Linked DNA regions of Homo sapiens: regions 1 and 3 are each linked to region 2. A link is a loop called in an ENCODE intact Hi-C map of the cell type or tissue named here. Cell type or tissue: ascending aorta. All regions are shown on one strand. Links, peaks and the distances in the headings refer to the core of each region. The heading gives the core; the rest is flanking DNA.

Region 1 (7,992 bases), core at 995-5,994, 550 kb after region 2:
TCACTCTTTGCAGACTCCATGCACATTGCTACCAATCCAGATTTCCATGTGAATTCCTTCATGTGAATTATATATGGTTATTCATTTTCTGCCCAGATCTCAATTCCTCTTTGAATCCTTACCTATCTAATTTATTTCAACATTTGTAACTCCTTCATCACTTTCACCCATGCCCTAGTCTCTTTTTCAGTATGCTCTGTTAGATATACTCTCCCTTCTTTCAATATGTTTTTGAGTTAACTGTCATATCAGAAATGATCTGAACAACCGGTTACTACAAAGCATGGAAAGGTGTATTTTATTCATTACAAAATCATAACTCAGAGGTTTCTAAAACAGACTTAGTAAAGAAGATATTTCCAAGGCAGGGTGACTTTTCTGGTGTCCTTCAAGGTTACTTATTTATTTATTGAAAATCAATGGCTTTCAGAAATAGATGTGTTGATCTGTGCTGAGACAATATATCCAAATTCAACTGGAATTGAATTAATGTCAGCAAGGTGCCTTAAAAAGAGAAAGAAGGCATTGGATTGGGAAACAGGAGACCTGTGTTCACTACTAGGCCCAATGCTGCCACTTACTAGCTGTATGATCTTGGACAACTCAATGAATCTGTCAAAATATGTTTTCTGAAGAGTACACCATTAACTAAGGAGCTAAGAAAACAAATTTTCTGAAGTGCACTGCTACAACAATCTAACAAGTTTGTAAAAGAAGTTGTCTGGCAATACATAGTGAGTTTTGTAATGTCTCAACATCAAATTTCTGTATATAATTGTACTATAGTGATAGCCTATCAAAAATCACGGAACTTCGAGTTGTCTTTTAGAAACAAAACAGCTTAAAGAACAAATAAAGATATTCATGTAGATTTCCAAAAATTGGTTATCCATTCATTCAATAAGTATTAATTTAGTGATCAGTATGCTAGGCCTTGGGGATGTGGCAGTGAAGACAAATATAATAAATATTATATCTGCCCTCAAAGAGATCACTGTCTAAATTGGGAGACAGACAATTATAATAAAGTGTGATAAGTTCTGCAATGATGGTAAGCACAAAGGGGGCCTCTGGAGCACAAAGAAGAGGACAAATCTGTTCTAAACTGGTCTTTTGAAGAGAGAGGTGATTAGGCAAGGCTTTTCCTGCAATAAGTGACTGCTAGGCCTATAGGATATTCAGGAATATTATCTTAGTCTTATTGGGCTACTGTAACAAAATACCTTTGACTAGATAACTTATAAACAACAGAAATGTATTTCTTACAGTTGTAAAGGCTGGGAAGTCCAAGATTAAGGTGTTACCAGTGTCTGGGGGAGTCCGACTTCCTCATAGACAGCACCTTCTCACTGTGTCCTCACATGATGGAAGTGCCAAGGCAGGTCTTCGGGGCCTCTTTTATAAGAGAACTAATCCCATTCATGAGGGCTCCACATACATTATTTAGTCACCTCCCAAAGGCCCCACCTCCTAATATTATCATATTGGTAGATAGGTTTCAACACAGGAATTTTGGAGAGACACAAATATTCAGACCATAGCATTTACCAAATAATTTTTAAAAGTTAGAACAAAAATCCCTGAAGGGATTTGCAGATGGTTGGATACTGTGGTATAGTGGTTAAAAGTACAAGCTCTGGAGTGAGACAGCCTGAGTCAGCCTGAGTTAAAATCCTAGATCTGCAAACTGCCAACTGTGTAACCTTGGACAAGTTACTTAAGGTCTTTGGACCTTGGTTTCTCATTTTAAAAATCAGTATAATTCATTAATATGCCTCATAGGTTTGTTGTGAGAATTAAATAGGTTAAAACATGTAAAATTCATAGAACAGCACCTGGCAAAGAGTAAACATGTCACCCTGCCCACTTGAATGTCAATTCCAGGAGCGCAGGAAATCTAGCTGTTGAATTACTAGCCTTTAGTGAGTGGCCCATAGCAGGCATGGTTGAATGAATGAATGATCATCAATTTAACTTTTTTTGTCATGGGTATCATCCTAAGAGGTAAGAAGGCTGAATAATCCCAATTGTTTTCATTGTTGCCTTAATATAGGCCCACAGAGTAAAGGAGGGAAAGGAATTAGGCAACCCAGCTATTCAACTTTAAAGCTAGACTTTAAAACATAAAAGGGCTTCAAATTGAAATCATCTCTTGCCTCTCCTATGGGTTACATTAGAGCAAGAACAATTTCTTAACATTCATAGCTACTATTCATGGGGTGCTTGCTATATGCCAGAGAGGTTAATTGAATTGCCTCAAGGGAGGTAGCTCCCAGGTTGAGGAGCAAAAATTTGAACCCTGATCTATTTGACCTGAATCTAGTTAGTACAGTGCTTGACACATAGTTAATGTGCAATAAATATTTGTTGAATAAGTGTAGATGAACCTACAGTGAATCACAAAAGAGAATTTACAGGAGATTTCCTGACTAGAAATTCCAAATGGGAAAAGAGAGCTGGATTTGTTTAGAAATTACACACACGCACATACACAGGCATGCACGCATGCACACACACATATACCTACATACATGTCATCACAACTGTTTGGAGCACCTTAAACACATACATACACACAGGAGCATGCAGACCCACACAGCCGTACTTTTTTAAATCTCATTATTTCTTTTGTCTTCTTAACACATCTGAGAGAGGGTAAATGACAGAGTGTCAGAGGTAGAAAGGACGTTAGCAATTACCTAATCAGATCCCCTCATGTTAATGTAAAAATTGACACTCTAGAGGGGAAGAAAATTGCTAAGGTCACACAAGGAGTCAGAATAAGATTAAGAGTCTCAGTTTCCTGACTCACACAGTTTGTTTTACTCTGAACTGTCACCATTTACCATCTCAATTTTATAGATGAGGTAACCAAAGCATCCTAAGAATGCTGATGGCCAAGCTCCTGCCACTTGTCCATTGAAATAGGACTTGAAATCAGATCTCCTTTATTTTAAATATAAAGCTGCTGTCATCCAAGTTCTTCTGTCTGGATGCCCAGAAGAAAGATCCTTTCCTATTGAATTAAATAGTGGACTGAGGGTAATTTACAGAAAGCTTTGTCCTTGGCTTTAAGAGAAAATGTCCAAGGCTGCTTTATTTTCAGTCCCAGGGAGGCTGCATGAAGGCAGGAATCCACAACACCTAGCACAAAGGAAGGTACTCAATAAATATTTGTTGTTGAATGCATGCCATGCTAAAGGGAAAGTAGGTTGGGTAATGGTTTCCCAGTGGCAATGGATGGGCTGAAAAAGTGGGAACACATGAGGAAGAGGTGGGAGGAACCCTTAAACAAAGGAGAAGCTCTTTCTCTTCATCTTATTGAAGCTGCAATCACTCGGCACAGGCTGAGTAGATTGGTAGAAATGTGATTGGCAAAGATATTTAAATGAGACCTCCTTAAAATTGTTACTCTCCACCCCACCCCCACGTTCCTTTAAATTTTGTTTCAGTCATTACCCAGGGACCGGATACAGAGATTCCTATGGGGAGTTTTAATGGGTCGATTCAATTTCATCTGGATGACGCCACTTCGCCAAGCATTAAGAGCTACAGCTCCGGGAAAGCCAACGACACGCGGGGGGAGGGGGGAGAGAAAGAAATTATAACGAGGAGCAATAAATCCCTTCTTTCCCATCCTCCCCTATAACCCATTCACAAGACCTCCAGAAATCATCTACATTCACAAAACGGCCAGCTAGCTAAGCTGAACACACTGCCAACTCACTCCCTGCCCCCACTGCAGATTATATACCAACACACCCTGAGCCATATAAATAATCACACACTGGCGGTATCTATTGCTCCGTTGAGATACCCTGTGTCTACAACTGCAGTTTCTGCTGCTTCGGTTCATCTGTCAGATTGGAGGAGAGGGAGACCAAGGTGGAGGCGGAGGCGGAGGCGAAAGAGGAGGGGGAGGAGGTAAAGGAGGAAGAAGGGGAGGAGGGAAAGGGGAGGGCAAGAGGAGGGGAAGGAAAATACTGGAGGGGGAGGGGGAAGAGAAACAGGAGGAGGAGGAGAAGGGGGAGGAGAAAGAGGCGGAGGAGGAGGAGAAAGAAGAGGAGGAGGAGAAAGAGGAGGAGGAGGAGAGAGAGGAGGAGGAGGAGAGAGAGGAGGAGGAGGAGAAAGAGGAGGAGGTGAACAACTTACCCTGCTGAGCTTTCTTTGGGAAATACGTCCATCAAGATTTAGATCTGCCTGTAAAATCTATACAAAGTATATGCCACTACAGGTTTGACTCGCCCCCTCCCCCGTTTTTTTGTTTTGTTTTGTTTTGTTTTGTTTTGTTTTGTGTTTTCTCTGCTGTGTCAAAGAACAAGACAGAACTATCTCTGTTTCTGGCTCCACTGCCTGCCAGTGAAGGAGTTTTCATTCAGACTTTCCGAAGAGAGGTGGAGAAACCTAAAGACTGAGGAGAAGAGATCCTTTGAGCCAGATGGGGCATTAGTTCTTCTGCTTTTCTCAGCATGGATAAACCATTTCCTCAAGGTAAGCCATAGAAATTAGCTCTTTAAAAACCCAGAATTCTTTCTATGCAATGCACAGATTGCCATTCATTCCAGCCATCCTGTGCTGTCTCTGTGTGCGTGTGTGTGCCGCGCGCTTGGGCGCGCGCGCGCAAGCGCATGGATAAAATAAAATGAAAACCCTTTAAATTATATTTAAATAAATCGGCTCTCGCAGAAAACTATCCACATTGGAAATGTGTAAATCCAAATAGGACTTCAAAATAATATTTTTCTAGGCGAATGTCAATTTAATTTCTAGCCTGTTAACCTTTAAATGCATTTTGGTACTTGCCTAAACCCCTCAAAACGCAGCCTAACCACCCAAGCTGAGGACAGAGAGAGAGCCCGTGCTAAGGCCAGTCTGGCTGCCCAGCGGGCATCCTGTCAGCATGGGGCTAGCCTCTGCTATTGGCTCACAAGTCTGGGCTGTGCATCGTTCAGATTTCATCACATCACCTTGCCCTGGGTAGACATGGCGCAAGCTGACACGGCAGAACCCCCCACTTACATTGAGTCAGAGCAGTGATTTAGAAATCTCTGTATCCGTGCCTGGGTACGTGTGCACATGTCTCTGTGTGGCATATGGAGATTCTGTCAAAAGTGAGAACCTGTGAGCACGTCTAGTTAGCCAATAGGCATTTGATAAGACCTAGGGCAATGGTTTACTGCACACTCACTTCCATGAAGCTAATTATAATTATCATTCTTCACCTCTGCATGCTGCAAACCAAGTTGGATGAACAGAAAACAGACCTTGAACTCTTAAGCAGAAAATCTATTTTGAAATGGAAACTATTGTTGCTTTTCTGGTAATATTAAAACCTCACTGTATCATGATGTGTTATCACATGAATTTGGATATACCAGGTGTTAAATCATGTTCCCAAAAAGTCGGCTGCATTCATAAATACAAATAAGGCACAGGCTAGCCGTTTATCCACAATGAAATATTGGTCTTGCTCTCCTTGCCTCTAAACAAACATATACAAAGACATTACTATAACATTCTATATATTTGTCTCTTTGTGTTCTGTTTTTAGGTCTCTCTAGCTGTGAAACAGTCTAGATAGTGATCTGAGTGACTTAGATTTGAAGATATTTATTAAGAGTTGAGGAGTTGAGTAGTGAGGAAGTAAAGAACCTAAAGGAAAGGACACTAATTCTTCCTTAAAGACTTTTGAAACAGAGAAATGCAACCAACAAACCCAACATAAAATTTAGAGCATCTGGACAAGAAAGGCCTTTAAAAACCCTCCTTTTATTTTGCAGATGAAGAAACTGAGGACCAGAACGGAGGTCATTTGCCTACAGCCACGCAGCAAAGTAGAGCTACCATTAGGACTAGACCTTAAATTTCTTGTGTCATATAAAAGGATTTGAGTTTTTAAAAAAAAAATCCTACTTCTTAGATGAACAACCAGCTTCTTCTTACAATTTTCCTCAGGATTAGATGTGAATTCATTTGGTATTACAAATTTTCCCTGTATCATTCATCACTAAAAGACCTATATCTTTTAACATTCAAGGTCTTAAAACTGCAAGACTCCCTGGTTTGAAATAAACTGCTATGAGTCTTAATGAAACCATTAAAGTAATGAATAGGACTAGGGTAGCAAAGTGACAAGTTAAGAGTTAAATGTGGTGAGAACCTGGCAGCTCCAACAAGATGTATGCGGTAGGAGGGAGGCCCAGTCAGTGGCAGAGAGGTTAGTAATGTAAACTATATACAACTTGGTATTTGTAAGGGGGGAGTGCTTTGATAGAGATGCAAATGCTTTTTGCACAGAGAGGGATTTTTAGAGAGCAGACTTTGGAACAGTAGAACTAAGAAAACATATAAAGCCAAAGCAGAAATTCCCCCTATGTTTGCTTTCAGTTATTCTGAGTAGGAGTGTATATAACAGCAGAGCATAGAAAAAAGCAACACACCTAAGAGCCGTTACACAGTAGGGTACAAAACAGCATTGAACCCGTGAGACTGGGAGAAAACAAGAGCCAGGATCTCCTCTTCCTCACTCCACTCTTCTTTGAAATCAACGTTGAGTCATACTGTATCGGAAAGGATTTACCATAGAAATCAGAACTGTCTTGCGGTGTTAGCATAGAAGGGCTTTAGATAGGAAAGTTTTCAACTTTATTCTCAACATGGCAGATTTTAGGTTCCAGGGAGAAAATACATTTTCTTTCATTAACAAACATTAGCATTTCTTGAATGGGCTTAGCTTTCTAGTCCCTAAATTGGCATAAGAAAAGAAATTTTTTTCAGGTTGAACATGGCAAATTCAGGGCTACAGAAAAACTGTTTAGAAAGCTATGAGCACCTGGCCAGAGAGACTGTGATGGGAGTGGGTTTACAATGCATCATTCATTACTGCAGAGGCACTACGTGACAAAAATCACTAGATCCCATCAATGTGCAGCCAAGACCTGTAATCACCTTTGCTCTTATTTAATAATATGTGATGTGTACATTCTCTCTCTCTCTCTCTCTCTCTCTCTCATTTGATAGACTATGGAATTGGCCAACTGCACAGTTTCTTAACTGTTGCTGCTCACAATGAATGGCTCTTTAGTGGGTGGATTTCTGAATCATAAACATTCACGTAGTGGTACTTTTTCATCTAGCCTATGTGCTACAGCAGTGTCTTGCCTGTTCCTTTCTCAACATATTTTTCCCTCTTACCTTCCTGTACAGTATCTATTTCAGTTCATCCTGTTAGCCAGATCAGATTCAGCATGTCCAGAATGGCAAACAATTTATTGTCATTCAATCCTTAAATCCTACTCAACACTCTGATTTTATTCAGGTCCTACTGTCCACTTACTGCAGGTCTCCCACATTAGATCCCAGAGTCCATTTGAATAAAAGATTCTACAGAGCAGGAAGAAACCTTCTAAGTTCATCCTGTCAGTTCCCTTACTTGTAGGCAAGACAGTGCATCATTATTTCAGACTGAAATAATGCCCACAGCTTCTTTTAATCATCCAACCAAGCATCTCAATTTATCAGTCTTGCAGAAATCGAATCAATATTGAAATACAGCTTTTCAACCTAAACACCATGTACCCTTCTGCTCCCCAGACAGGATCCCCTTTGAACATAATTCTCATTATTGTTTCTGAGTCATTTATATTATGACCTAGATTCCTCCCAGATTAGCTTTCAACCTTCTGGGCATGTCCCTGAGGTTCCTAGTGACATCCCTAGAATCCTGTCTTTGGAATCTCACCTGTTTATCTCCTGTAACTTTGAGACCTTGTATAACTTCCTTTAAATTATTGCTTCCTGGAATTTTCAATATGTTTTGAATCTAGTTTCCTTTGGGAAATCAATTAGTCTAAACTGCATTCAGCATGTATATTATTGTTCTTACAGTACAAAGGACTTGCAGGGCTCCACATATTCTTTAGCCGATCAATGGGACATAAATCTATTTCTCATAAATTTGTCAAAAGACTCCTCCCAGTCCCAAGTTCCTAC
Region 2 (7,992 bases), core at 2,018-7,017:
GGGCCCAAGATCAGGTTTTCTAAATTGAGAATTGCATAGTTACAGAAGGAACCCGGAGGATCCAGTGGGATCTAGTGACAACCATGGGATGCAGAATTAGTACTAGTGCCCTGATGACTCACCAGAGGTCGTAGTCAAAATGTATTAGCACTAGAAGTGAGTCTGGAGATCCTCTAGTCCAAAGCTCACATTTCACATGTGAGGACACTGAGCTAGATAGGTGAAGACACTTGTCTAATGAGGCACAGCCTGTTAAATGACAGGGTTAAACTAGAACCCAAGTTCTAGGGCCTATTACACAGTGGCAAGCCTAGAAATGGATTCTGGAAATAAAGCAGGGTAATGTCTGGGAGTCCCCAGGGCCATCATTCTGGCAGATGAGGTGGTGGGGTGGGGGTTGCAGAAGGGTTAGTTCCCTGAACAAAGGACCTCTCCACATCACCTTGGATAAATAACATCAGTCCCAGGAAAAAGGAAATCACATTGCCACATTTTACCTTGTCTAGGAAAATCCTACCTTGTCCTCTCTTGTATAAACAGAGCAAAAACACTGAAGATACAATAACAATACACAGTGAGAACACTACCAGCACACTCAACAACCCAGGGTAGTGAGTATGGAGGCCCATTGGCATGTCTGGAAATAGAATACACATGTATTCTGACTTACTAGGAAATAGCCCCAAGAGGCTGGGGTGGCTTAGCATGCAGGAGCACTATCACAGTTGAGTGCCCTCCAGGGGAGTTCCAAAGCCCCTAGGGGAAACTGCACTTTCTGCTCTCAGAAGTCAGGATTAGAAACTGAATCAGAAGGTCGAGCAGAGGCTGTCTCAGAACATCCTGAAATGCTTGGCATCTCTCTGAAGGCCTTGGGCTCTTTCCCAGTGGGCTTCCTGGGAGGAAATGACCCCAGTGACCAGGCTCAGGAAAAAGGAGACACATTCCCCCAGCCTCAGGATTTGCAGCTCTTCAGAGTAATTTCAGAGGCTTGTGGAGATTGGGACAGAACCTGTTACCTGCACAAAGCTTCCAGGCAAAGATGGAGTGAGAGTTGTTGTCGGTTCCCGGCTGTACAAATTTAAGTCAACTCTTGGTTATCTGGGTTCTGGAAGTTGCTAAGGATATCACCCTCTTCTTCCAGGGGACTCCAATTGTATGTCACATCATTTTCTTCCTTCTCTGCAGAGCACATTAGTGTGACATTTACAGGTACTATTCACTGAAGTCATTAAACTCTGGCTTCCCAAAATATGAGCCAGTGGTGCACCAGAGCTGGCTTGTACCAGCTTGTGAGAACCAATTGTTAAATTTCTAGAAATTCTGCAAGATGGTTGTTAAACACAGCCATCATTTAAAATTAAATTATAAAAATTTACAATTAAATTCTTTTAAAGGCAAAGGTAATAAATATTCAAAATTTATCACCTTCTAATTATTTTTCGACATTTGAATGTTACCTATGCTCTTGAGGTTATTTACATCGATTGTATCTGTGTGCTACTGGGCATGTCCTCCCAACTCGACATGGATTGAAATCAGCCATTGTGGGAGTATCCAGGCTACAGAAATTGGTAGATGCTACAAACTACGGCTTGATCTATGTTTGTCACTCTAGACTTGAAAGCAATGGAGAAAATGTTACTAATGCAGATTCAGCTTAAAAGTGAGTTGTGTCTGTAGCCATTATTGTGAACAGCACCATAAAATGAGGCAATATTTTTCTGGTATTTGAAAACCATTATCCAATTCAGCAAATAAATCACTCACATTGTTGATGAATGATCCAAGTACCAATATAAAAATAATTGTTGAATTACTTTTTTCTTATTACTTAACATAAATGAAAATATCAAGCAACATTCATGTCAGAACTACACTAGTTCATCAATTGCAACTGTAGGTTGTCTAGGGAGATATGTATTTGGCAAAAATCAAAAGCATCCTGTCAGAATTGGTTATACAGAATTAACGATAAAGAGTATTGTATATTTTATTATCACTTATGAAATTGTGTGCTATACACCTTTTACATCAATACAATTTATAATAAATATATACCCCCTTTCTAAAGAGAATTAGTTGAACATTTATCAGCACAACACTACGTGAAATGATTGTTTAAGTTGTTCTGTTTCCTGTTGTATGCGTATTTTCTTTACATTTTGTTTTGTTTTGTTTCAAAAGTGTCCATGGTGAAAAACTACAACCTTTTAAAGTCTGTTTTAAAAAATGCTTTTATTAAAGCAATCTAAAGATAAGCTGTAAAAGGTGTGGGCTACTGAAGGGTTGCTAAAGACCAATCATATTTAGTCAGGTAATAGCTAGATTTGGATCTGGCAAGAGGAAGGTTTTTTTTTTTTTCTTTTCCTTTTTTTTTTTGCTAAGAGATAAGAAAATGACCACCTATAGAGTTGATAAGGTTAGTGTACTCTTGGAAAAGCTGCTGCAGCCATGGCAGGAAGGAAAGAATTGGTATACAACTTTCTAATTAAGAGAACACTAGAAAGGAAATATATTCAGCAGTATAAATAAGGGAATCTTCTGTTTGTACCTGTAAGGGAGTAAAACATGAGCGATAAGCTGATAAGGCTTTTGGCTCCAAAAGAAAAACCTGGCCCGAAGTGTCAAATACTATATCTCTTAGAGGGATTTATTCCAAATTAAAATTAGTGATAATTTGGAGAAATATTTCCTAAAGTTTGAAGTAAGTCCTTGATTGGTTCTAACAATGATTAATATAGATAGGGATCAGTGAAGTTGAACAAAATTTGCATGTGTATCTGATATCTCAATGTTTTTCTGTAGAAACGTTACCTACTTTTCAAAAACAAAATTTTTTTTTGGAAGGCACTGAGGTGGGGGAGAGTGGTGAAGAATAGAATTCCCATATACTTTTCTCTCCAGGAACAGAGACATTATCTTACAAAACTGCTGACCAGAAAAGGTCAGAGTCATGGTTAGCTAACATGTCTTCATCCTCCCAAGCCAAATCGCATAGAAGCCACTGGAGAACTAGTTTGGAATTCCGGCTTCACTACTATGTAGTTGTAGGATTTTGGAGGAGCTGTACAGGTTCACTGAGCTTTAGTTTCCTCATTCACAATATGACGATACCAATTTCTTCCTCATATTATATCTAAAGACATATCTATGTCTATATGCTTGATCGTACATTATGTGCGGAGATAAACCGGTAACAGTGATTGCCTCTGAGAAGAGAGACTTACTTTCCATTGCGTAATTCTTAGGCTCATGGTAGAATTTGTGCAAGTGGATGAAGCACTGCCTCACTGGGAAACACTCCAGTGAAATAAAGCACAGAAAAGAGCCCGAAGAATAATTACTTGGTTCTGTATGACACATGTGCTTTTAAAGGGTTGTAGTGTAGGATGACATTGGGTAAGTCCATGGGCCTAGAAGCCTAGGTGGAGTTCTTAGGATTTTGTATGTAGACTATGAAGTTTTGGAAACGTTTGAGCTGGAGAGAAGACATTCTGATCAAAGGTGGCTTTCAGGAAAGGCTGGTGCGACAGGCAGGGTATTTATTAGAATGAGGCCAGTGACCACTCTGAAACAGACACAAAGTAAGTTCCCTTCAAGGGGCAGGAAGCTCCCTGGGATGGTGAGACCAGAAAGGCACAGAGGCTGAACCCTCGTGATGGCGCTAGGTCCCAGGTTCGCTAGCATCCGAGAGAGGGGATTGGGTCGCTCCAGAGGCCATTGCGAAGGCTGCTGCCAGTTCTAGGGTCGGGGTGGGGTCAGGCTAGGTCCCTATTCCTAGGGCTTTAGCACCGCTCACTCACAAGACCCCTTTTCCCAGGAGGACGTATGGGTTTTTCCTGTCGCTCCAGCTTCTCTTTCGCGGCCCTTCCACGCTTGTCACTTACCTGAGCGCAGCCAATCAGCACCTAGAGGTTGGGCTACTTTCGGCCAAAGGAGAACGGGGACTTGTGGGGGACGCTCCCTGCGCACCAATGAATGTGCATGGAGATGGAGAGGCGGGCCTGCAAGTGCGAACAAGCCAATCACGGAATCCCGGCGGCCGGCGGCCCGGGAGGCAGTCGCGCGCTCGCATCCCCAAGATGGCGGCCGTTAAGGACAGTTGTGGCAAAGGAGAAATGGCCACAGGGAATGGGCGGCGGCTCCACCTGGGGATTCCTGAGGCCGTGTTTGTGGTAAGAGGCACGCTGTTCCCTGGCATCTTGGCTTGAGGCCTTGGACTGCCCCTTTCTTCCCGGCTCCCACCCAGGCCTCGACTGTTGGAAGGAGCTGAGCCAAGTGTTCAGGGAGGGGGCGCTCGGTCTGCTCTCACCCCTCGCACCTGGACAGATTGAGCTCTGCTGGGGGCCCGCCCGGAAGAAACGTAGCTCGAGAAGGCCGTAGAAGAGAACGGGGTGCGGGGCCGGGACGAGGGGCGAGGGGCGAGGGGCGGCGGGTGGCAGGGCAGGGCGGCCTGAGGGACCTCCGGGCTGCCGCCGGTTTTCGTCCCCCTGCTGGTTGGAAAAGGGGAGGTGGTGAGGAGCTCTCGACTCAGCATGGATGCTGGAGACACAGTACAATGAATAGGCAGAACAGCCAGTGCTAAGATGTGAAAACCGGGAATATCACTTTGTCTGTTGAAGGAATGCAGTGGTCTCGGGAATGTTGCCTCGGGAAATGGAAGAAGAGACCGATGGGAAAATAGGATGATAGGTTGGGAGTGTAAAGTCCTTCTGTGTCTTGCTAAGGAATTGAGGTTTTCCAGTAGGCAACGGGCTGTCATCAGAAGGCCTTTCGTTTTAACTACATCATTCTAACAACTTAGTGGAGAATGAATTGTTGAGAGAGGAGGCTGAACCCTCCTGATGGCGCTAGGTCCCAGGTTCGCTAGTGTCCTAGAGGGGATCGGGTTGCTCCACAGGCCGTTCTGGAGGGCGCTGCCTGTGCTGGGTGGCTTTTTAAAAATTTTATTTTATTTATTTAATTTAGAAATAGTAGTTGAAAACTATTTGACTAATGAGAGAAAACATCTGACTGGCCCTCCAGGCCAGGTCATCTGTCTGTCCCCACTTAGCTACTATAAAATCTTCATGGAAGTTTCTCAATCTTTTGGTTTGTACCTTACCTTACCTCTGCCTTTTTTTTACTAACTACGTCTTATATCCTTCTAAAGACTCATTTATTTATACCACACTTGATATTGTATATTCGCATTTGCTGATTGAATTTCGTAATTGGTTATTATTTTGTGTTTTTATGAGCTGTGTCATTTATTTCTCTACATTGATCTATTATCTAACCATAACAAGGAATAAAATTTGTTGAGTGCCAGGCACTTTCTTAATGATTTTACAAAACTCGAGGTGGTAGCTACTACTGTTATGCCCGTTTTTTAGATGATAAAACTGAGGTACGGGGCACTTGAGTAACTTGCCCCAGGCCACACAGGATGTAAGTGAGGTATCCAGGGTTTGAACTTGGACAATCCGTGGAGGTCCAGACTGGCAGCTTACCCCTCATGCTCTGCTACTGGGAGGAGGTGAGGTAGTTCTCATGAATCGCCCTACTTCTCCTGGTCATAGCATAGTGCCTCACACATAGTATAAGCTCAAACTAAGTGTCTAATTGAATTTCCATAGGGCCTTAAATGTTACATTCATGGTGCTCAGCTAGAGATGGCGTCAGAAATCTAACTCGGGAGGAGACACTTTATCTGAGGGCTTTATAATGTCTTGAAATGCTTTTTCCCTACAATGTCGTGGTTATTTTTTTCTAGACCTTAAAATTTCTACCAACATAATGTAATAAGCAACCCAAATTTTATATAACTGTTTATGTTTCCAAACTATTAATAATTGAAGTGACATGGTATTGTAGAAAGATTATTGGCCTCTAAATAGACCAGGGTCTGAATCCTGGCTCTGCTTCCCAGTTGCTGCTTAACCTTAAGCATATTATTTTACCACTTTGAGCTTGAGTTTCTTTAACTGAAATAGGGATGACAATACTTAGAGAGTTGTTATGGGAAACAGAGAACATGCTTGCAGTATTGCAGTGTAGTAGGTGTCGAATAGGTATTAATATTCATGATGATAGGAAGCAATATACCATAGTGGTTAGAAGTCAGACCCAGTCCATTCCCCAACCCCGCTGAGGCAGTAATTTGTTTTCTTTCTCTGCTTGAATTGTTGTTTCACCCTTGTCCATTTCATGACCTCTTCATCTTTCCACATCTAGTTCAGATATCATCTCCCTGTAGTTTTCTCTGACCTCTACCCCAAAACAAAATCCCTGGCACTTTGTGTCCCTGTGGCACATTATGCTATACATAGGTGTCACGTACTCTTATAAGCGTTTCACATATGCTAACTCATTTAATCCCTGGTGACGAAAAGGTACTTGTACAGATGATGAGGAAATTGAGGCAAAGAGAGGTTAAATAACTTCCCTAAGGTCAACTCATCTAATGAGTGGCGAAGCTGGGATTCAAACCAGGCACCTCCTGTCTCTTAACCACAGCCTATGCCGCTATAGTTAATTCTTGCTAAACTCCAGCACCTGATAACATGTATCATGTGCCAGAAACTTACACTTCTTTCTCTTCCCTGCAGTGACCCTTCTAGGAAGATGGCATCTCTCTTTAACATACAGAACTCAGCCATTATCTCTCAGCCTCACCTTTTCAATTTCCTTTACTGTCTAGTTTGATGGCTTCTTAGTTCACTCCCTTGCTGTGTTTCTCTTCCTTTTTCTTCCTTGTTTCAGCTAAGATATTCTCTGGTAGCTAGTAAATATGGATAAGAATAATGATGTGAAGATCTTAGAAGCTATAAGATAATTGAAGTTACTTATAATAAAGAACTAGAGTTCTGTAAAGTACTAGACGACTCTTGTAGCATCTCTTTTAAGTTTCATATATTTTCATCTTGTTTCTGATCCTTATCTAATTAACTAGCCTTTCTTCAAGGATCAGCATGTGGTATAAAAAATATTTTAACATCAGTTTTACTGCTTTTCTTTTGATCAGTTATTACTGTTACAAAAGATTATTCTGTTTGCCTTTTAGGTTTACTTTGTTTCAGTTATTTGATACTGAAGGAAGCATTTGTGGATTGCCTTGGGAACCCAGTAACCATATTTAGTATGATTTCTATGGTAAAACTTGTTGAATTAAAAATAAGTAATAAAATTGATAATCTTGACATGCAACCTGTAAAATCATTTTGTGAATAGGATGCATGAATAGGCAATGTATTTGATTGTTAGTTTCATATTTACTACTAGGGATGCATGGGAAATGCATAAAGTGGTGGGCAAGGTCATTCTTCTTTTCCTATTTTTGAATAAAAAATGAAGAGGAAAGTGAAAGAATAAATTAGCTATATAATATATATGTACCATCTGAAATTGTCTCTAACTTTTTATAACTACAGGTTGAGCATCCTAAATCTGAAAATCTGAAATCCAGAATGCTCTAAAATCCAAAACTTTTTGAACACCAATATAGTGCTCAAAGGAAATGCTCATTGGAGCATTTTGGACTTTGGATTTTTGGATTGAGGATGCTCAACTGGTATAATGTAAATATTCCAAAATCTAAAAAAAAAAAAAAAATCTAAAATCCAAAACAATTCTGGTCCCAAGCATTTTAGATAAGGGTGCTTAACCTGTACTTTTAGTTAAAAACAAACCTTTGGAGAAAAACAAAGCTTTTTTTTCTTCTATGTTTTAAAAACAAAGCAGTCAAAAAATCTGAGTGGCATGAATTCTAAAATTTGTAAAGTATTATTTTTGATATTAAAGGAAGATGTAGATTCCTTCATGAAACAGCCTGGGAATGAGACTGCAGATACAGTATTAAAGAAGCTGGATGAACAGTACCAGAAGTATAAGTTTATGGAACTCAACCTTGCTCAAAAGAAAAGAAGGTAAGTGTAAAAATTTCTAAGTTTTGAAAATCTTATATGACTTGAACTTTTAAAAAATTGAGATATAATTTACATATAATAAAAT
Region 3 (7,992 bases), core at 995-5,994, 600 kb after region 2:
AGCCAGTCTCAAAAGACTGCATACTGCATTATATCATTTATATAACGTTCTGAAAAAGCAAGACTATAAAGATATAGAACACACTTTGGGAGGCCGAGGCGGGTGGATCACGAGGTCAGAAGATTGAGACCATCCCGGCTAACATGGTGAAACCCCATCTCTAATAAAAATACAAAAAAAATTAGCCAGGCATTGTGGCGGGCGCCTGTAGTCCCAGCTACTCGGGAGGCTGAGGCAGGAGAATGGCGTGAACCCGGGAGGTGGAGCTTGCAGTGAGCTGAGATCGTGCCACTGCACTCCAGCCTGGGCGAAAGAGTGAGACTCCTCTGTCTCAAAAAAAAAAAAAAAAAAAAAGATATAGAAATAGAACAGGTTGCCAGCATTTATGGGTAGGAGGAGGGATGACTATAAAGTGGTAGAATGGTAGAATGAGGAAGTTTTATGTTAAAATTATTATATGTCCTGATGTAGTAGTGATAACATGTCTCCATACATGTGTTAAAATTCATAAAACTGTACATCAAGATATTTAAAAATCAATTTTTCTGGTGATTTAAAATAATATTAAAAATATTTTAGGTTAAAATCCATTTTTAATGTTAAGTGATAAAAAGTCCACTGCTTTTCTTGCTACACCAGAAATTGAAAACACAAGTTATTTCCAGAGGTCAAACAGGTAAAATAACTGTAAGTTTTCCAGGTATAAGAAAATAGGGAATGGTAAAGACTGTGTTTGAATTATAGTGTGTGTCCTAACCGAAGACATTCAAAACCAATTAAAAACAAAGAAGCAAGACTGTGTGTACACACACACATGCACACACACACACTCTGAAGCCCCCCACACTGTATGTTGTTTTTAGATTATTTTATGTAATCATATAACTTCAACTACCATGTGAATTTTCTTTTAATGACTGCTACCCAGATCTTACCTTGAAGTTCAAACGTATTATCCTCACATGCCTTCTGGATATCTCCAACTATATTTTTCATTGGTATTTAAAAGCTTAACATGACCAAAAATGAAGTAAACTGTATGGCCATCTTTTGGGCCTGAGAAACAGTCCCATAGGCTATGCCCAGTCTGAGGCTGGTAAGCAACCATGGGTTCATGCCCCCAGCTGGAGAAACAACCCTGTAGCTCCATCCCCAGGGAGTCAGACTCTAAGTTGGCTGACCCGCCATGTGCACACCTCACCACTGACCTGAGAAACAGCCTGATGAGCTGTTTCTAAAAAAGCAAAGCCACACCAGTACTGCCAGTACAAACTCTCTTAGCCTAGACCAATGAGACCCTTGCAAACATCACCGGTGTGGATTACAGCTAAAGAAACTACATGGAGACTATATTACTGCATCCACCCAGAACCAACCCAACACACCCCACTGACCTGATCTATATGAATAAGATTATATCTTATTCAAGACCTCAAGACTCATCTATATGAATATATCTTTCCCTACAAAACCTACTCCATAAAATTGGAAGAGGTGACTTTTCCACCAGATGTGTACAAATTGACATAGGGACACATCAAACATGAAAAAGCATAGAAACATGACACCTCCAAGGGAACATAATAATTCTCCAGTAACAGACCCCAATCATAAGGAAATATATAAAATGTCAGAAAAAAATTCAAAATAATAATCTTAAGAAACCTCAATGAGATATAAGAGAATACAGGTAGACAATACAAAAAATCAGGAAAATAATTCATGTCTTGAATGACAAATTCAACACAGCGATAGATATCATAAAAATGAACAAAACAGAAATCCCAGAGGTGAAGAATTCAATGAATAAAATTTAAAAAAAAGACAATTGAGGGCTTCAACAACAGATAAGACCAAGCAGAAGAAAGGAGTTCAGAGGAACTTCTGAACTTAAAGACAGGTGTTTTCAAATAACAGAGGTAGACAAAAAAAAAAGAGAATAAAGAAAGCATACAGAATGTATGGGACAGTATTAAGCAAACAAATATTCAAATTATTGACATTCCATAAAAAGAAGGGGGGGGAAAAGGTGTATAAATATGTTTCATGAAATAATAGCTGAAAACTTCACAAGCCTTGGGAGATGGCCATCCTGAACCAGGAAACTCAAAGGTTGCCAAACAGATTAAACCTAAACAGATTCTCTGCAAGCCACATAATGTTCAAATTGTTGAAAGTTAAAGACAAAACAATAATTCTAAAAACAGCAAGAGAAGAACATCAAGTCACATATAAAGGAACCCTCATTAGACTAATAGTGGCTTTCTCAGCAAAAAATCTTACAGGCCAGAAGAGGATAGGATGATATTTTCAAAATACTGGAAAAAGAAACCGCCAGGAAAGAATAATATACACGGCAAAGCTATCCTTCAGAAATGAAGAAGAAATAAAATCTTTGATAAACAAAAATTAAAGGAACACATCAACACTAGACCAGTATTAAAAGAAATGCTCAAGGGAATCTGACTTCTAGAAATCAAAAGACCATAACCACCATTATGAAAACATGCAAAACTGCAAAACTCACTAGTAGAGATGACACACAGAGAAAACAATCAAACTTTATAACTACAGAAAACCACCCAACCACAAAAATAAACAATAAGAGAAGTAAAGAACAAAGGATATACAAAACAACCAGAAAAAAAATCAATAAAATAACATAAGTCCTCATCTACCAATAATAACCTTGGATGTAAATGGATTAAATTCCCCACTTAAAAGATATAGACTGGCTGAAGGAATTTTTTAAAGACCCACCTGGATGCTACCTAAAAGAAACTCTCACCACCAGGAAGACACAGACTAAATGGGAAGAGTTGAAAAAATATATTTTAAACAGCTTGAGAAGGCAGAACAAGATAGCCAAATATAACCCTCCAGCAATCATCCTCCTACCGGAAAACCAAATTAAATGACTATCCATGCAAGAAAGCATCTTCATAAGAACCAAAAATCAGGTGAGCAATTATAGTACCTGGTTTTAAAATAATATCAAGAAAAGAGGCACTGCAAAAGATATAAAATACAGTCTTACATTGCCTACACCACCCCTTCTCCATCCCCCAGCAGCACACGAAGAGAGAATTTGTGTGCTTGGGGAAGCAAGAAAGAAGTGATTGTGGCACTGAGTTCCCACACTGAGTTCCAATGCTGCCCTGTTACAGCAGAACACAACACAGAGCAGAATCCTTCCAGTGCCCATGGAGGGAGCATTTAAACTAGCCCCAGCCAAAAGGGAATTCTCTGCCCCAGTGATAAAAACCCAAGTTTTGGCTAGCTCCACTGCTGGCCAATTAAAGTACCCTTTGCTTCTCAATAGGTTTAAAAGGCAGTCAGGCTACAAGAACTGCAGCCCTTGAGCAATTTCAGGTGCTGCACTGTGCTCAGAGCCAGTGGAATGGGAGTGCATATGAACCAGTGAGACATTAGCTGTGGCAGCCAAGGGAGTGCTTGTGTCAACCCTCCCCCAACTCCAGGCAGTGCAACTCAGGGAGTGACTCCTGCTTCCATAAGGAGAGGGAAGAGCACAGAGGACTTTGTCTTGCAACATGGGTACCAGGAAAGCCACAGTTAAATAAAGCACAAAACAGATTCCTGAAGCCCCTGATTCCAGGCCCTAGTTCCTGGATAGCATTTCTAGACCCACCCTGGGCCAGAAGGGAACCTACTGCACTGAAGAGAAAGACCCAGTCCTGGCAGGATTCACCACCTGTGGAATAATGAGCCCTTGGGCCTTGAATAAACATCAGTGTTAGACAGGCAGTATCATCATGGTCCTTGGGCGAGACCCAGTACTATGTTGACTTCAGGTGTGATCCAGTGCGGTCTCAGCTGTGGTGGCCAGAGTATTGCTTGCATCACCCTTTCCCCAACTCCAGGCATACCAGCATGGAGAGAGAGAGAGAGACTCCTTCTGTTGGGGGAAAGTGAAGGAAGAGAACTAGAGACTGCCTGGAGAATTCTCCTGGATCTCGTCCAAGTGCACCAAGGCAGTAAGAGCCTGCAAAAGTTGCAGCATTGCTGGGGTTAGGGAGCCCCCTAGTGCAGATATGGTTGCAATGACCAAAGACTTAGATCACAACCCTTTGAATTCCTGGAAAGCCTTGTCAAGAAGGACAAGTACATACAAGCCCAGACTGTGAAGACTAGAATAAATACCTAATTGATGAATATTCACAAGCATCAAGAACATGTAGGAAAACATGACCTCACCAAACAAACTAAATAAGGCACCAGTGACAAATCCCAGAATAACAGAGCTATGTGACATTTCAGCAAAGGATTCAAAATAGCTGCTTTTTTTGGCAGGGGAGGGGGGGTGTATTGCTCTGCCGCCTAGGCTGGAGTACAGTGGTGTGATAATAGTTCACTGTAGTCTCGAACTCCTGGGCTCAAATGATCCTCCCACCTCACCCTCCCGAGTAGCTGAGACTAGAGGTACACACCACCATGCCTGGCTAACATTTTTTAAAAATTTTGTAGACATAGGGTCTTGCTATGTTGCCCAGACTGGCCTCAAACTCCAGTTCTCAGGCAACCTTCCCATCTTGGCCTCCCATAGTACTGGGATTATAAGCATGAGTCACTGCATCCGGCTCAAAATAACTGTTTTGAGGAAATTCAACAAATTTCAAGATAACACAGAGAAGGAATTCAGAATCCTATCAAAGAAATTTAACAAAGAGATTGAAATAATTTTTGAAAATCAAGCAAAAGTTCTAGAGCAGAAATATTCAATTGACACACTGAAAAATGCACCAGAGTCTCTCCACAGCAGAATTGATCAAGCAGAAGAAAGAATTAGTAAGGTCAAACAGAGGCTATAAGAAAACACAGAGAAGAAAAAAAAACAATAAAAAAAGTGAAGCATGGCTACAAGATGTAGAAAATAGCCTCAAAAGGGCAAATTTAAGATATACTTGTCTTAGAGAGGAGGTAGAGAGAGAAACTGGGGTAAAAAGTTAATTCAAAGAAATAATAACAAAGAGCATTCCAAACCTAGAGAAAGATATCAGTGTTCATGTACAAGAAGGTCACATAAAACCAGGCAGGGTTAAACTAAATGAGACAACCTCTAGGCATTTAGTAATTAAGCTCCCAAAGGTCAAAGATGAAAACATAATCCTAAAAGCAACAATAGAAAAGAAACAAATATAGCATAAAGAAGTAGCAATATGTCTGGCAGCAGATGTCTCAGTGGAAACCTTGCAGGCTACAAGAGACTGCTATGACATATTCAAAGTGCTGAAGGAAAAAAACTTTTATCCTAGAATATTATATCCAGCAAAAATATCCTTCAAACATAAAGGAGAAATGAAGACTTTCTTGGACCAAAAAAAAACTAAGGGAATTCATCAAGTACACACATGAGCTACAAAAAAAAATGCTAAAGAGAGTTCTTCAATCTTAAAGAAAAGGATCCTAATAAGCAATAAGAAGTCATATGAACATACAAAACTCACCGGTAGTAGTAAGTACGCAGACAAATATAGAATAATCTAACACTGTAATGGTGTGTAAACCACTCACATCTTGAGTAGGAAGACTAAAAGACAAACCTATAAAAATAATAACTACAACAATGTTTTAAGAGATAGTATTAAAAGTCATAACTATAAACAACAAAAATTAAAAATCTGGGAGGGGATGGTGTTAAAGTGTATAGTTTTTATTAGTGTTCACTTTCCTTCTTTGTTTATTTGTTGTGCTTTTCTGTAATCACAGTTTAGTTGTCATCAGTTTAAAATGATTGGTTATAAGATGTTATTTCAAGACTCATGGTACCTCAAACCAAAAAATCTACAGATACACAATAAATAAAAAGCAAGAAATTAAAACCTACTACCAGAGAAAATCTCTTTTACACAAAGAAGGAAGGAAGGAAGAAAGGAGGAGGAGAAGCAGAAGAAGGAGAAGGAGAAGGGGAAGGGGAAGGAGAAGGAGAAGGGGAAGGGGAAGGAGAAGGAGAAGGGGAAGGAGAACGAGGGGAAGGGGAAGAGGAAGAGGAAAAGAGAGGGAGGGAGGGAGGGGATGGAGGGAGGGGGAGAGGGAGAGAGGAACACTAAACAGCCAGAAAACAAAAAACAAAATAGCAATAGTAAGTCTTTGCCTATCAATAACATTGAATGTAAATGAACTAAAATCTTGAATGAATTTTTTAAAAGACCCAACTATATGGTACCTACAAGAAACTCATTTTACCTGTATAGATACACACAGACTGAAAATAAAGGGCTGGAAAAAGATATTCTATGAAAATAAAAACCAAAAAAGGAGCACAAATACCTATACTTTTTATCAGATAAAATAGATTTCAAGACAAAAACTATAAAAACAGACTAAAAAGGTCATTATATAATGATAAACAGGTCACTTCAGCAAGAGAATATAATAACTGTAAATATATATATGCACCCAACACTGGAGCACTCAGACACAGAAAGCAAATTTTATTAGAGTTTTAAGAGAGAGATAGACTCCTCCAATACAATAATAGCTGGAGACCTTAACACACAGCTTTCAGCATTGGGCAGATCATCCAGATAGAAAATCAGCAAAGAAATATTGAACTTAATCTGCATAATAAATCAAAAGGATCTCATAAATCTTTACACAACGTTTTATCCAAGAGCTGCAGAATACATTTTCTTCTGAGAACATGGATCATTCTCAAGGACAGACCTATGTTAAGCCACAAAACAAGTCTTAAAAACCTCAGTAAAACTAAGATAGTATCAAGTATCTGACCACAATAAAATAAAACTAGACATCAATAACAAGAACTTTAGGAACCATGCAAACACATGGAAATAAAACAATATGCTCTTAAATTACCAGTGGGTCAGTGAAGAAGTTAGTAATGAAATTTTAAAATGTATTGAAGCAAATGAAAATGCAAACATAACAAACCAAAATCTATGGGACACAGAGAAAGCAGTACTAAAAGGAAAGTTTATAGCAATAAGTCCTACATCAAATAAGTAGAAAAACGACAAATAGCCAATTTTAAAATGCATCTTAAAGAATTATAAAAGCAAGAGCAAATCATATGCAAAATATGTAGAAGAAAGGAAATCATAATAATCAGAGCAAAAATAAATGAAATTGAAACCAAAAAGCAATACAAAAGATCAACAAAACAAAAAGCTGGCTTTTTTACAAAAATAAACAAAATTGACAAAACTTTAGCCAGATTAAGGAAAAGAGATAAGATTCAAATAAATAAAATAAGAAATTAAAAAGGAGACATTATAACTTATACTGTAGTAATTCAAAGGATCATTAGAGACTATTTTGAGCAATTATATGCCAATAAATTGAAAAACCTAGAAGAAATTGATAAATTCCTACACACATACAACCTAGCAAGATGGAACCATGAAGAAATCCAGAACCTGAATAGACCAATAACAAGTAATGACATCAAAGCCATAATAAAACATCTCTCATCAAAGAAAAGCTCAGGATCCAATGGCTTAACTGTTGGATTCTACCAAACATTTAAAGAAGAACTAACACCAAACATAATCAAACTATTCCAAAAAATTGAGGAGGAGAGATTACTTTCAAACTCATGCTATGAGGCCGGTATTACCCTGATACCAAAACTAAAGACACAACCAATAAAGAAAACTACAGGCCAGTATATCTCTGATGAACACAGATGCACATGTCCTCAACAAAATCCTAGTAAAACAAATTCAACAACACATTAAAAAGATTATTCACTATAACAAAGTGGGATCAACCCAGGGGTAAAGAATGGTTCCACATATGCAAATCAATCAGTGTGATACATTATATCAACAGAATGAAGAACAAAAACCATATGATCTTTTCAACTGATGCTGAAAAAGTATTTGATAAAATTCAACATCCCTTCATGATAAAAACTCTCAGGAGATCGAGACCATCCTGGCTAACACGGTGAAACCCCGTCTCTACTAAAAAAATACAAAAAAATTAGCCGGGCTTGGTGGCGGGCGCCTG

The links. Hi-C counts contacts between places; a loop is a spot of excess contacts. Peaks named below come from ENCODE experiments on the same cell type or tissue, not always from the same donor. Only the 100,000 strongest peaks of a DNase experiment are listed, where the experiment ranks them.
Region 1: a loop joins it to region 2, with 5 times the contacts of the local background. A loop is called at or near these places in 3 of 110 quality-filtered maps.
Region 3: a loop joins it to region 2, with 11 times the contacts of the local background. A loop is called at or near these places in 5 of 110 quality-filtered maps.

Annotation. Positions count from the first base shown.
Region 1 is chrX:155,763,646-155,771,637 of GRCh38, forward strand. SPRY3 (sprouty RTK signaling antagonist 3) reads left to right here. Exons shown (of 3, transcript NM_001304990.2): 2 at 4,317-4,491. Among named protein-coding and RNA genes, the nearest start is that of VAMP7, 110 kb to the right of the region's middle. In ascending aorta, for the core only: no CTCF peak of the experiment used is centred there; DNase peaks (open chromatin) are centred at 3,926 and 4,897; H3K4me3 peaks cover 1,952 bases; H3K27ac peaks cover 1,542 bases.
Region 2 is chrX:155,212,401-155,220,392 of GRCh38, forward strand. It overlaps VBP1 (VHL binding protein 1), which reads left to right and starts at 4,060. Exons shown (of 6, transcript NM_003372.7): 1 at 4,060-4,175; 2 at 7,783-7,907. The coding sequence starts at 4,083. RefSeq lists enhancers at 3,713-4,501, 3,812-4,106, 4,104-4,183 and a silencer at 4,354-4,443. In ascending aorta, for the core only: a CTCF peak has its summit at 4,443 (motif pointing left); DNase peaks (open chromatin) are centred at 3,971 and 4,421; H3K4me3 peaks cover 2,090 bases; H3K27ac peaks cover 1,598 bases.
Region 3 is chrX:155,816,293-155,824,284 of GRCh38, forward strand. No RefSeq gene overlaps it. Among named protein-coding and RNA genes, the nearest start is that of VAMP7, 61 kb to the right of the region's middle. In ascending aorta, for the core only: a CTCF peak has its summit at 4,036 (motif pointing left); a DNase peak (open chromatin) is centred at 4,009.